2 separate regions of the Mus musculus genome follow, and region 1 is linked to region 2. The links are chromatin loops, found by intact Hi-C in ENCODE. Cell type or tissue: heart. All regions are shown on one strand. Each heading gives the region's core, and the rest is flanking DNA. Links, peaks and the distances in the headings are about the cores only.

Region 1 (5,377 bases), core at 279-5,278, 48 kb after region 2:
TAAAGTTCACCTTGCACAAAACGCATGTGACTTTCGTATCCCTAGTAAAGCCCGAAAGCCAGAAGGGAAGCCATTAGAATAGAAATAGAATAGAATAGGAAGCCATTATTAGAATAGAAGCCAGCCATTGTTTGCAGATGGACACCTGAAGAGAGATGACAAAACTTTTTCTTGTTTGACCTCAGCTCAGGACAGGAACATTGGTTGACAACTTTTTCTTTTCTTTGTTTGTTTTTGTTTTTTTCAAGACAGGGTTTCTCTGGGTAGCCCTGGCTGTTCTGGAACTCAAATTGTAGACCAGACTGGACTCGAACTTAGAGAACCATCTGCTTCTGCCTTCTGAGTGCTGGGATTAAAGGTGTGCACTAACACACTGAACTCAGGCGACAATATTTTTGATGTTCTGAAAGGTTCAAATATGACTGTCAAAGTACCAGGGGTATTGATTTGGGGAGACACAATCCAATTTAGCAAGTCTTTGAGTTTGTTAAATATAATGTAGATCTCGTGAACTCCTAGCTGTTTTCATTGTTGTGTATGAGTTCATAGAGGGCTGATTTACCCCTCTCTGTCTTGCCCACATTTTATGGTTTGTGTCAGGAAGCCTACCTGGCACACAGTACGTGCTGGATAACGATTATATTTCCATTGATGGATTGAAGAAGTTCAGTGGAAGGGTCATGCTCGTGACCATGGGTTCACCCCTGGACTAGGTATCTGCTTGGTGTGTGTGTGTGTGTGTGTGTGTGTGTGTGTATGTGTGGTGTGTGTGTGTGTGTGTGTGTGTGTGTGTGTGACAGAGAGAGAGAGAGAGAGAGAGAGAGAGAGAGAACCTAGGGTCTCATGTATACTTAGCAAGCACTCTAGCAACAAAGCCACATTCCTAGCTCCTAGTCTGCCTCTGATCATGTTGATAACTTCCAGCAAGCCCTTTGGTTCCTAAGTCCCAGCTTTTGGGACATCAAAGTGGGGTATCTTAGCTCCCAGATGGGTTACTTCTGTCTACAGTACCTGCTACTCTGTGGATTATGATAAGAGTTGTGATGGTGCACAGGATGAACTGTGCCTGGCACAGAACTACTATCTGTAAACACAGGCTTTCAGTCTTAATCGTTCCCATAGCAACTCTTGAGAGTTTTATACCTCTGTACCCATTCCATAGATGTGGAAACTGAAAGTGAGGGTGATTGAGTGAGTTTATTTAAAGACACAAATAAGGGAGGGCTGGCTCTGGAGAGTCCAGGCTCCTGCTGCTAACACTTGGCTGTTACATAAGATTCACGGGGCCATTTTTTACTAGTTACAAAGTCGTCGTCCACCCCCCCCCCCCGCCCCCGGGTGTGCTTGGCTCCATTGATCAGAAGGATGAGTGCAGCCTGGATCCACTCCTGCACTCATCTGGGATTAGAGTGGGGGAGAACCCCTCTCTCCTCCTATCCACTTGGGGAACCCTTTCATACTGTACATGATTTGATTGGCTCTCTTTTCTCTGGCACTTCTGAGTTCCACCCTTTGGGGTAGGGTGTTGGCTTGTCACACTGAGTTTGACAGCCCAAAGGCAGAGGCAATTGCTGGTTGAAAAGGCAAGAGGGAGGGGGAGGGAAGAGAAGCCTTCCGGGCTTGTAATAGGGTCTTCTCTAACTCTTTTGGTCAAAGAGCCCTTGAATCTGGCTGCAAGCTGGAATCCCCTGGGGGAAGTTTTTAATAAAAGCTCCCCACGTCCAACTCAAACCAATTACATCTGGGGCTCGGGGTGGGGGTGGAGGCATGGAACCCAGACAGCAGCATGCCTTACTATCCCTTAACCAACAATCAATGCATGCCCAAGTTTGAGAAGTGCTGCGATCCTGTTCTCCCCTCAGCTCAACTGGAGGCACCCTAGGACAGCAGTCCCACCTTTCTGTGTTGAAGACTTGCTGTGTGGGGGCTGGGCGTGCCTTCCGGAGGCCCAGGCTCGTGAAGGATGTCTGAGTGCGAGCCAGGGACCTGGGGTTCTGCTCAGCTTAGGCCCAGCTCTGGGACAGCGGGGCTCCAGGTCCTCTTGGGGCAACAGCACATGTGGCCGCTCTGTCCTCGTTGGTCATCAATGCAAACCACAAACGAGGTTGCGCGGCGGCCAACCCACCCCAGCCTCAGACATTCTAGGGACACGCCCGAGGAATCCTTACCTTAGCTGCCGGCGCTGTCCTCCAGTCCCCGGAACCCTAGGACTCTGGTTCCATCTGTCTCCCTCGCCGGCGCCAGACAGGCGCCACTAGAGCGCAGGCACCACCTAGTGGCCGTAAGATGGTAGCGCGGGCAGGGGCTGGGAGGTGCGAGCGCAGTGCAGGGCGGAAATGCAGCTGGGCCTTCCCACGCTGGTGGCTTCCAACACCGCGGAGCCCGGGGGGGGGGCGCAGATTTGGCCTGGGCTGCACCACCTTCACCCCTTGGGGAGCGTGGGGAACGGAATTTGTTGTACTTTTTCTTGGAGGCGTGGAGGAGCTGTCAGGTCTGGGCCTCTGACCTGGGATCCACCCTGGGATTTTCCTGGCAGGGCTCATGGATCTTTCCTTTCCACCGTCAGCTTTCAGTACGCCCTAGTCTGGCGTGGCTTCTCCTTTAAACACCCTGGGAGCATCCGAGGATGCCACGGACTGGGTTTATTTCAAGCCCAGGGATGCCTATCCCTATCAGCAGTCCTTCACGTCACCTCCCACCCTTTCCCTGGTTTTCTGATGCCTCCATTACCTTCTGCTGACCTGTCTGTAACAACCCTGTCTGTACCAGTACGGGGGTGGAGTCCCGGAGACACAATTAGAACCCTTGGGATTTGGCCACCCAGGTGGTGTTTCTTCCGGAGGCTCATTAGCATGTCTTTGGCGGGTCGCCTGGCATCCCTGACTCCTTAGCCTCACATTCCAGCAACAACCTCCTTCATCACTGTGACGCCAAAAACACCCCTTTGGGTTTCCAAATGTCTCCCTGGTTGGAGGGAGAACTGCTCCAGGCTGAGAACTAATTAGCTGATAATTAAGATCAGATGACGCTAAATGAAGTCCACTGTCCACGGAAGTCCTATTACCACGCATTGTAGAGCTGAGGGGATCTTCAGGCCGGTCCTTTCCAGCAGGTTTCAGTATTTTCTTCTAACTAAGACATAGTGGACAGTGTTACAAAAATAGTGGATTTAGGGCTGGTGAGATGGCTCAGCAGGTAAGAGCACCCGACTGCTCTTCCGAAGGTCCTGAGTTCAAATCCCAGCAACCACATGGTGGATCACAACCATCCCTAACGAGATCTGACTCCCTCTTCTGGTGTGTCTGAAGACAGCTAGTGTACTTACATATAATAAATAAATAAATCTTTTTTAAAAAAAGTATAATGAATCCCTTAAAAAAAATAGTGGATTTAGAAAAAACAAAAAATTGCCGGAGTGGTGATTGGTTGTACTCGGGAGTCAGAAGCAGCGTCTGGTTTACATAGTAAACTCCAGGCTAGCCTGGGAAATGTCTCAGCAGGTATAGGCACTTGCCACACACACAGTATGCAAGTATATAATTTTTAGTGGATTATTTTTAAATGCTGGATTATTTAATGCACTCATGCAACCTTTATTTCTTCTTCTTCTTCTTCTTCTTCTTCTTCTTCTTCTTCTTCTTCTTCTTCTTCTTCTTCTTCTTCTTCTTCTTCTTCTTCTTCTTCTTCTTCTTCTTCTTCTTCTTCTTCTTCTTCTTCTTCTTCTTCTTCTTCTTCTTTGTTATTTTGAGACAGGGTTTCTCTATGTAGCCCTGGCTGTCCTGGAACTCACTCTGCAGACCAGGCTGGCCTTAAACTCAGAAATCCACCTGCCTCTGCCTCCCAAGTGCTAGGATTAAAGGTGTGCTCCACTACTGCCTGGCCTGTTTCTTCTTTAAGTGAATATTAACTGAGTCTCTATACCTCAGACACTGAGCAGACAAGGGATCCACTCAAGAACACCACAAAAGCTCTCCCACACTTACAGCCTGCACACCACAGTGAGCGAGACAAAGCAGACACAATACCAGCGTGGAGTAGGGAGGTGGACAGGAAGGTCACACCCAGCTGAGGAACCACTGGGGTTGATAGCTACCTGGAGAGGTTAAGTCATGGTTGGACCCCAAGGTATAGCGACCATACCCTAGGTAGGCTCCACATGCAAGAATAGCAGGCAACAGAAACTGGGGAGGGATACAGGGGAGGGGAGGGGAGGAGAGAGGAGAGAGAGAAAGAGAGAGAGAGAGAGGAAAAGGGAGAGAGAGAGAGAGAGAGAGAGAGAGAGAGAGAATCAGCAAGAAGTTGAATGAGTAGGATCTGGGAGGACCTGAGTGATGAATATATTCAAAATAAATTCTTGAGAATTCATATATATACATATATATAGACATATATACACAATCTTTAAATATACACATGTGTAATATATATGGAGAGAGAGAGAGAGAGATCTTATTATGTAGCCCTTGGCTGACCTGAAATTTAATGCATAGACCAGGATGGCCTGGAGCTTGAGACTTGAGATTTAAAAAGTGCACCACTATACCCAGCTTTAGAGAATTTATATAAAACATTATTAAAAAAAAATCTCACTGGGCGTGGTGGCGCATGCCTTTAATCCCAGCACTCAGGAGGCAGAGGCAGGCGGATTTCTGAGTTCGAGGCCAGCCTGGTCTACAAAGTGAGTTCCAGGACAGCCAGGACTATACAGAGAAACCCAGTCTCAAAAAACAAAAACGAACAAACAAACAAACAAACAAAAAATCCAAAAACAAAACCTCTGCCTTTTTCCAGTTTATATTTAATGTAATAGTCAAACACTTTGTTGTTCTGAGAATGGACCCCAGGGCCTCAAGCTTGCTAGGCAAGGACTCTACCCCTGAGCTACATACCTGCCTCATGTTAACACAGTTTACATGTGTATACACACACACACACACACACACACACACACACACACACACACACTCATTCAGCATGACAAAATTCAGTTCTTCACTGCCATGTACAGTATTGTAAAATGATAACCGTTTAATGGATGGATCCCCAGAAGCAGAAGTGAGGAGCGGTAGATACACAAGGTGCTAAGTCATATGGAAAACTTCTTTTAATCCTGCCAGCTCTCCCTGTGTCATGTGGTGATGGTGTCAACAGTGGAACTCCCAGGCAGTTTTTGAAAAGTCTAAGCCATGCATCCTGTCACCCCACCCAGCAATCCGCTCAGTCACCCCGTGCGTGAGCGCCTCCTTCACCTGTGGACTCTGCCCTGGAGCAATCTGCTCAACACGAACATCAGAGGTGGGGAGGCAGGTGGAAGGAGAGTCCTGTGGGCAATCAATGCCTAGAAGGGCAAAAGGCAGGGTAGTAGGTGTGTCACAGA
Region 2 (5,377 bases), core at 172-5,171:
AATCCCAGCCTGAAACCTACAGACAGGAAACCTTGTCTAAATATAAATGAAAACTGTGCTGGGGTTAAGGGCGTTGCTTGGTAATGGAGAGCTTACTTAGTATCATTCTGGCTTTGAGCCTGGGAGGGGAGAAACAAGCAAAAGCAACATTGAAAAGTGTGCCTCATCTGCAGGCTTTTACCTAAACTATGATAAACATGTATCTTTTCTTATATAAGGGAATAAAACAAGTAAGACTAACTTGTGGGGCTGTCTGCTTGATAAGGTAGATAACCCTAAAGTCAGCGGTGACTCCGCCTCTTGTTCCCTCCCCCATCCCTTCCTGAGACAGTTTCACGCAGCCCTGGCTAGCCTCAGATTTTCGCCTCATGTAGCTGAAGATTACTGTGAATTTCTGATTCCCCGACTCTAATTCCCAAGTACTGGAGTTATAGGTGCAATCCACCATACCTGGATCTCAGCTCTTTGTCTTTTATTATTTACTTATTTATTTTTGTTGATTTATGTGTTTGGGCATTTTTGTCTACACGTATGTCTATGCCTCGTGCATGTACCTGGTATCCCAGAGGCCTGAAGAAACACCTTTGGAAATGATGTAATGTTAAGTGGTTACTGGGAATCAAATCTGTGTCCCTTTGGAAAAGCAGCCAATGCTTAGCTTCTTAGCTATCTCTCTAGCCCTTCCTCATTTTATTTATTTATTTATTTATTTATTTATTTATTTATTTATTTATTTATTTATTTTTTACTTGTTTATTTTGCTTTTTATTTTGAACAAAAGGTCTCACTAAGTTGCCCAGGCTGGTTTTGAAGTTTTGATCACCCTGCCTCAGCCTACCAGTTACCTGAGATTCCTAGCCTGTACCACCAAGTGCGGGCTCAGGTATGCACCCTTATACATAACGAATAAACCTTACTCTAGTCATCGGATTTAATGTGGACCCTGAGATTCAGTAGAAGCAGTCTACTAAAATCCCCACTGGACTGATGGACTTAACTTTGTAAGGTCACACACAGTACTGCTGGCTGTTGAAGGGAGATTTTAAGAATGCCTCTGAATTCAGAGCTCTTTCCAACTCAAAGGGGACTGTGATCTTTGGCTATTGGTCACCTTTTTCAGGCACTATGCCCGGGGACGGGGCTTCAAGTTTGACTCTGACTCCTCTCTCAGTCCCTTTTCCCACAGCACCCCCACTGCCCTCTCTTTCAGAAGACACAAAGACTGCACAGGATTGCACAAAGAACCCATACACAAGACACGTAGAGGCCATTCTGTGGGTAACGTAGGGATGACAGCTTGCCCCCTGTGTGTGTTTTCCTAGGCTGACTGACCAGATGAAACATCAAGGTTTGTCCCGTTATTGACATCTTAACTCACTTCTCCCCTTCGGGTGGGCGGTCATGTCGCCAGCCACAATGGCGTTTGTCCCGCATCTGGCCTTGAGCTGGCATCCCTCAGAGAGGGGGTTGGGGAGGGGCAGGGGTGAGCCTGCAGCTCCCAGTGGCTAGCTGTCGGCTTTCCCAGCTGACTCAGCTTGCCACCACCCTCCTCTGCCACCCGCCTGCACACAGCCTCCAGCCTCTTAACTTTCCATTTCCAGGCCTCTCGCTGCTGGCTTCCGGGGGAGGGAGCGCCCCTCCCGCTGCCCGGGGCGTCTGTCTGCAGCCGGGGCTACCAGGGCACCGTGCCCGCTGCCTGGCGGGCCTTGTCTCGGGACAATTACAATCTACCGTCACGGAGTTCGGAATATAGGTCAAGGTGCTCTCAGAAGGGCCCAGGGGAGGATCACCTGACCGGGAGGTGTGGTGACTCAGCGGGAAGGATAGGGAGGGAGGGAGGGATGACTCTGGAATCTCCCTGCCGGCAGGGCCAGCAGGAGACAGAGGAGGTCAAGTTGCCTGTCTGGCTGATTGTCAGCAAAGGAGGAAGAAGCTGCTGGAGACCGTAGGAAGGATAAGATGACCTGTGGTGACCTATCGGAGGTGGCATCCAAATCCTCTCCAAAGCAGCTGTCAGCCCACGAGCAGCTAAAACCACCCCCTCCCACTGTCTCTGCGGCTGTGAACACCTCATTAGCCACCTCCCTGCCAAAGTGAGAAACCAAATTAACATCCAGGATCAATCCAGACTCCATCCACCCAGACCTCCAGAGAAACCAAGGCCACTGGCATATCACATAGAGTCAGGCAGGCAGGCAGCCACCCCTAACAGAGGCAATCTGATTGTGCCCCCTCCGCCCCGATTCTGAATATAAAAACCACTAACCCATTTTATTGTAGATGTCCACATGGCACGAGCCTTCTTTCCGGGGAGAAGCAGCAGCTGCTTGCTCTGTCCCAGCCTCACTTCCTCTGGCTCCAGCTGCTGGTTCCTACCCGCCAAGCGGGGAGTTTCCTCATTCTTGGGGCTCTGGCTAGCTGAGCTGGCTACCCCTTTACCTCCCACCCCCAGCCGCTCACCACCCTCTTCGGGTAGTGCTGCCGGGACTCCCGGGTTCCATGAGTCACAAGCAGGCTGGAGACAGACAGCAGGCTTCCTTTATTAAATCAGCCTCCTGCCCTGCACACCACAGAGGGAAGCTATAATTACTTGTTTGGCCCAGCTTTGAGAACTGAGCCACAGACTGTTTCACGGGGAGGGAAGTTACTGAGTTCTGCAGCTATCTAGTGCACCACCGCCCCTTCGGCAATAAGCACCACGGCCAGGGGTTAAGGACCTGTTACACAAATATCAGATGTTTTGTGTGTGTAATGGGTGCCTTGAGTTGGAATACCCAAGGCTGATCCAGACAGCTATATGAGAGCTGCCAGGAGTTTTTTTGTTTAGAAAACAAAGGCGTTCTGCTTTTTTGCCAGAGTCTATACTTGATGAAGCAGGCCGCCCACTGTTGCTTTATAAGAGATAAAGGAAACGACAGTAAAGCATTGATTTGGGTGTCCAGGTTATGCCTGTTTGATCTCTTAGGCACACAATAGGTACGAAATCACGGTTTCTCAGCTTCTTGACCAGTCTAAAGGAATGTCTGAAATATGAAAACCTAGTCAGCTAAAAAAAAAATTATTTTTTTTAACAAAAAAAAAGCACAAAATCTGAATACGAAAGCAAATGTCACGACTTGTTCGGTTTCCTGTTCATTTCATTCATTCATTCACTCTCGGATTTCAGACATCCCACAAACATTTGGGGCAGCCTGTGTGCCAGGCATCATGAACACATGGGGTTAGTAAATGAACATCGTATGACAGAGTTATACAGGTCAGTAATAGACACAATAACATGTTACTTAGATGATGTGCTAGGGGTAGTAAGTGTGAATAATGCCAGAAAAAAATATAGTAACAGGATATAGGTTTTTTGTTTTTGTTTTTTTTTGTTTTGTTTTGTTTTTTTGATAAAGAAGGAACTGTGAACACCTCTTGACATTTGAGAACAATCTGTAGGTTAGTTCTCTCTCATGGTGAGTTCTCAAGTCAGCACAGTGCTTACTGAGAAAGCGTAACTAATTATGACTTACGTGAGTTACATTTAAAGATATTAAAATTACTTTAAGCTTTGTTCGTAAGCAAAACATGGATACATTTAAAATATAATTGATGCCCGGCAGTGGTGGTGCATGCCTTTAATCCCAGCACTTGGGAGGCAGAGGCAGGGGGATTTCTGAGTTCAAGGCCAGGCGGGTCTACAGAGTGAGTTCCAGGACAGCCAGAGAAACCCTGCCTTGAAAAACAAAACAAAAAAGCAAACAAACAAAAACAAAAAACCATAATTGATGAGTTATAAAGTCAAAAAAGCCAAAAGTACTTCCTAAGGTTCTGGACAGAAGAAACTTCATTAAAGAAATTACTGGGGGGCGGGGAGGCTGGAGAGAAGGCTCTGGAGTTAACAGCACTTGCTGCTCTTGCGGAGAACCTGAGTTTAGTTTCCAGCACCCACCTTTATCCAGCTACAGGGAATCTGATGCCTTCTTCCTGTCTTCACATGCACCCCGCCACATATATGCATACACACAGATACGTATGGAGCACACCTTCAATACGAGCACTTGGGAGACAAGGGAAGGCAGATCTGTGAGTCTGAAGCCAGTCTGGTCTACATAATTCCAAGGCACCCAAGGCTACATTATAAAACCCTGCCCCTAAATAAATTAAAAACAAATATAGAAAACTTAACTAAAGATTTGAAAAAGGATTTTATTGGGCAGCTATGATGTGGTATTAAGAGCTTCAGTGTCAGGTGTAGACTCCGACGTCATCATTTACTACTTCTGTGATTTTGGGGCAGAGTCTTCACTTCCATCCCTATCTACAAAATGTGAAATGACATGGAACCTACCTTCTAGGGTTTATGAATGGGTGAGTGATATTATAATCATAAAGGAAGAGGTGCTGTTTAGCATAGTACCTGGCACTCAGTTAACTGAATAAATGTTATCTATAATTACTGTGTTATTGTTGTTTTTATGATGATAATGAGCTACCAGGCACTATAGTGGATAATGGGGAATCAGGTTAAATAAGAGGATAATGCAGTGCTAACTGGGGGAGACTTCAGAGGTATACTGTGTTTCATTCGATCCTCAAGGGCCCCGCCGAACTACCCACAGCTGTAAAACACCTTTGGACAGTACATAAGCTCCAAGTGAACACAGTGAGTTTCCATTTGCATCCTTCCAGTGGGGAAGACTATCCAGCAATGAAGGGATACAGGTCATCATCAAGGTCATGGCTGTTGGAATGGTGAATGGGTACATTTCTGGTTTCTCCAGAAGACCTGTATGAAGAGATCCAGATCACCTCATCCAGTGTGATGGGAAAGCTGGTAACAGCCCAACAGTCCATGGGTGGGAGGGAAACTCTGCATGGAACTCGAGAGAAAGCACAGCAACCCAGCTGCAGAGACAAACTCTGGAGCACAGCTATACACAACAGCACGCGTGAAGGCTACCAGCCGAAAAGTATAAGGGAAGCAGTGCGTTCCAGAACTCTTCGTGTAGGTTCCAGAAAGCTACCTGTAGGTTCTGGAGGGCTACATGTAACAGGGTGTTCTTTGAAGTGAGAAAAAACAAACAACAAAAACAAAAACAAAAAAAAACCCAAAACCCTATTTCTTTTTGGGAAATGTATGAAATAAAAGCGAAGGAATGGCAAGATTAAGGATGGGTAGGACAGGCAAGGTAGTAGAGGGGTGGGGGTGGGGGAAATCTGCAGTGGGCTCAGCAGATTCCAAGCACACAGATAAATACAGCCAAAGCCAAATGACCTGATATGAATGGTGCAGGGCTCAACAAAAAATGGAAGGCTGTCAAGGGTCAGACATAATGAACATTTGGGTTCAATAAAAATGAGACAGGAAAAAAACCAAAAACAAATAAAAACC

The links. A loop is a pair of places that touch in the nucleus more often than their neighbours do. Peaks named below come from ENCODE experiments on the same cell type or tissue, not always from the same donor. Only the 100,000 strongest peaks of a DNase experiment are listed, where the experiment ranks them.
Region 1: it touches region 2 in a loop (2.5-fold over the local background); 22 of 42 quality-filtered maps call a loop at or near these places.

Annotation. Positions count from the first base shown.
Region 1 is chr8:90,825,706-90,831,082 of GRCm38, reverse strand. It overlaps Chd9 (chromodomain helicase DNA binding protein 9), which reads right to left and starts at 2,248. Exons shown (of 40, transcript NM_177224.2): 1 at 2,169-2,248. In heart, for the core only: a CTCF peak has its summit at 2,275 (motif pointing left); DNase peaks (open chromatin) are centred at 1,522 and 2,282; H3K4me3 peaks cover 1,751 bases; H3K27ac peaks cover 1,516 bases.
Region 2 is chr8:90,873,598-90,878,974 of GRCm38, reverse strand. All of the region lies in intron 2 of Chd9 (chromodomain helicase DNA binding protein 9), which reads right to left. Among named protein-coding and RNA genes, the nearest start is that of Chd9, 47 kb to the right of the region's middle. In heart, for the core only: no CTCF peak of the experiment used is centred there; DNase peaks (open chromatin) are centred at 1,654 and 2,444; H3K4me3 peaks cover 1,812 bases; H3K27ac peaks cover 1,794 bases.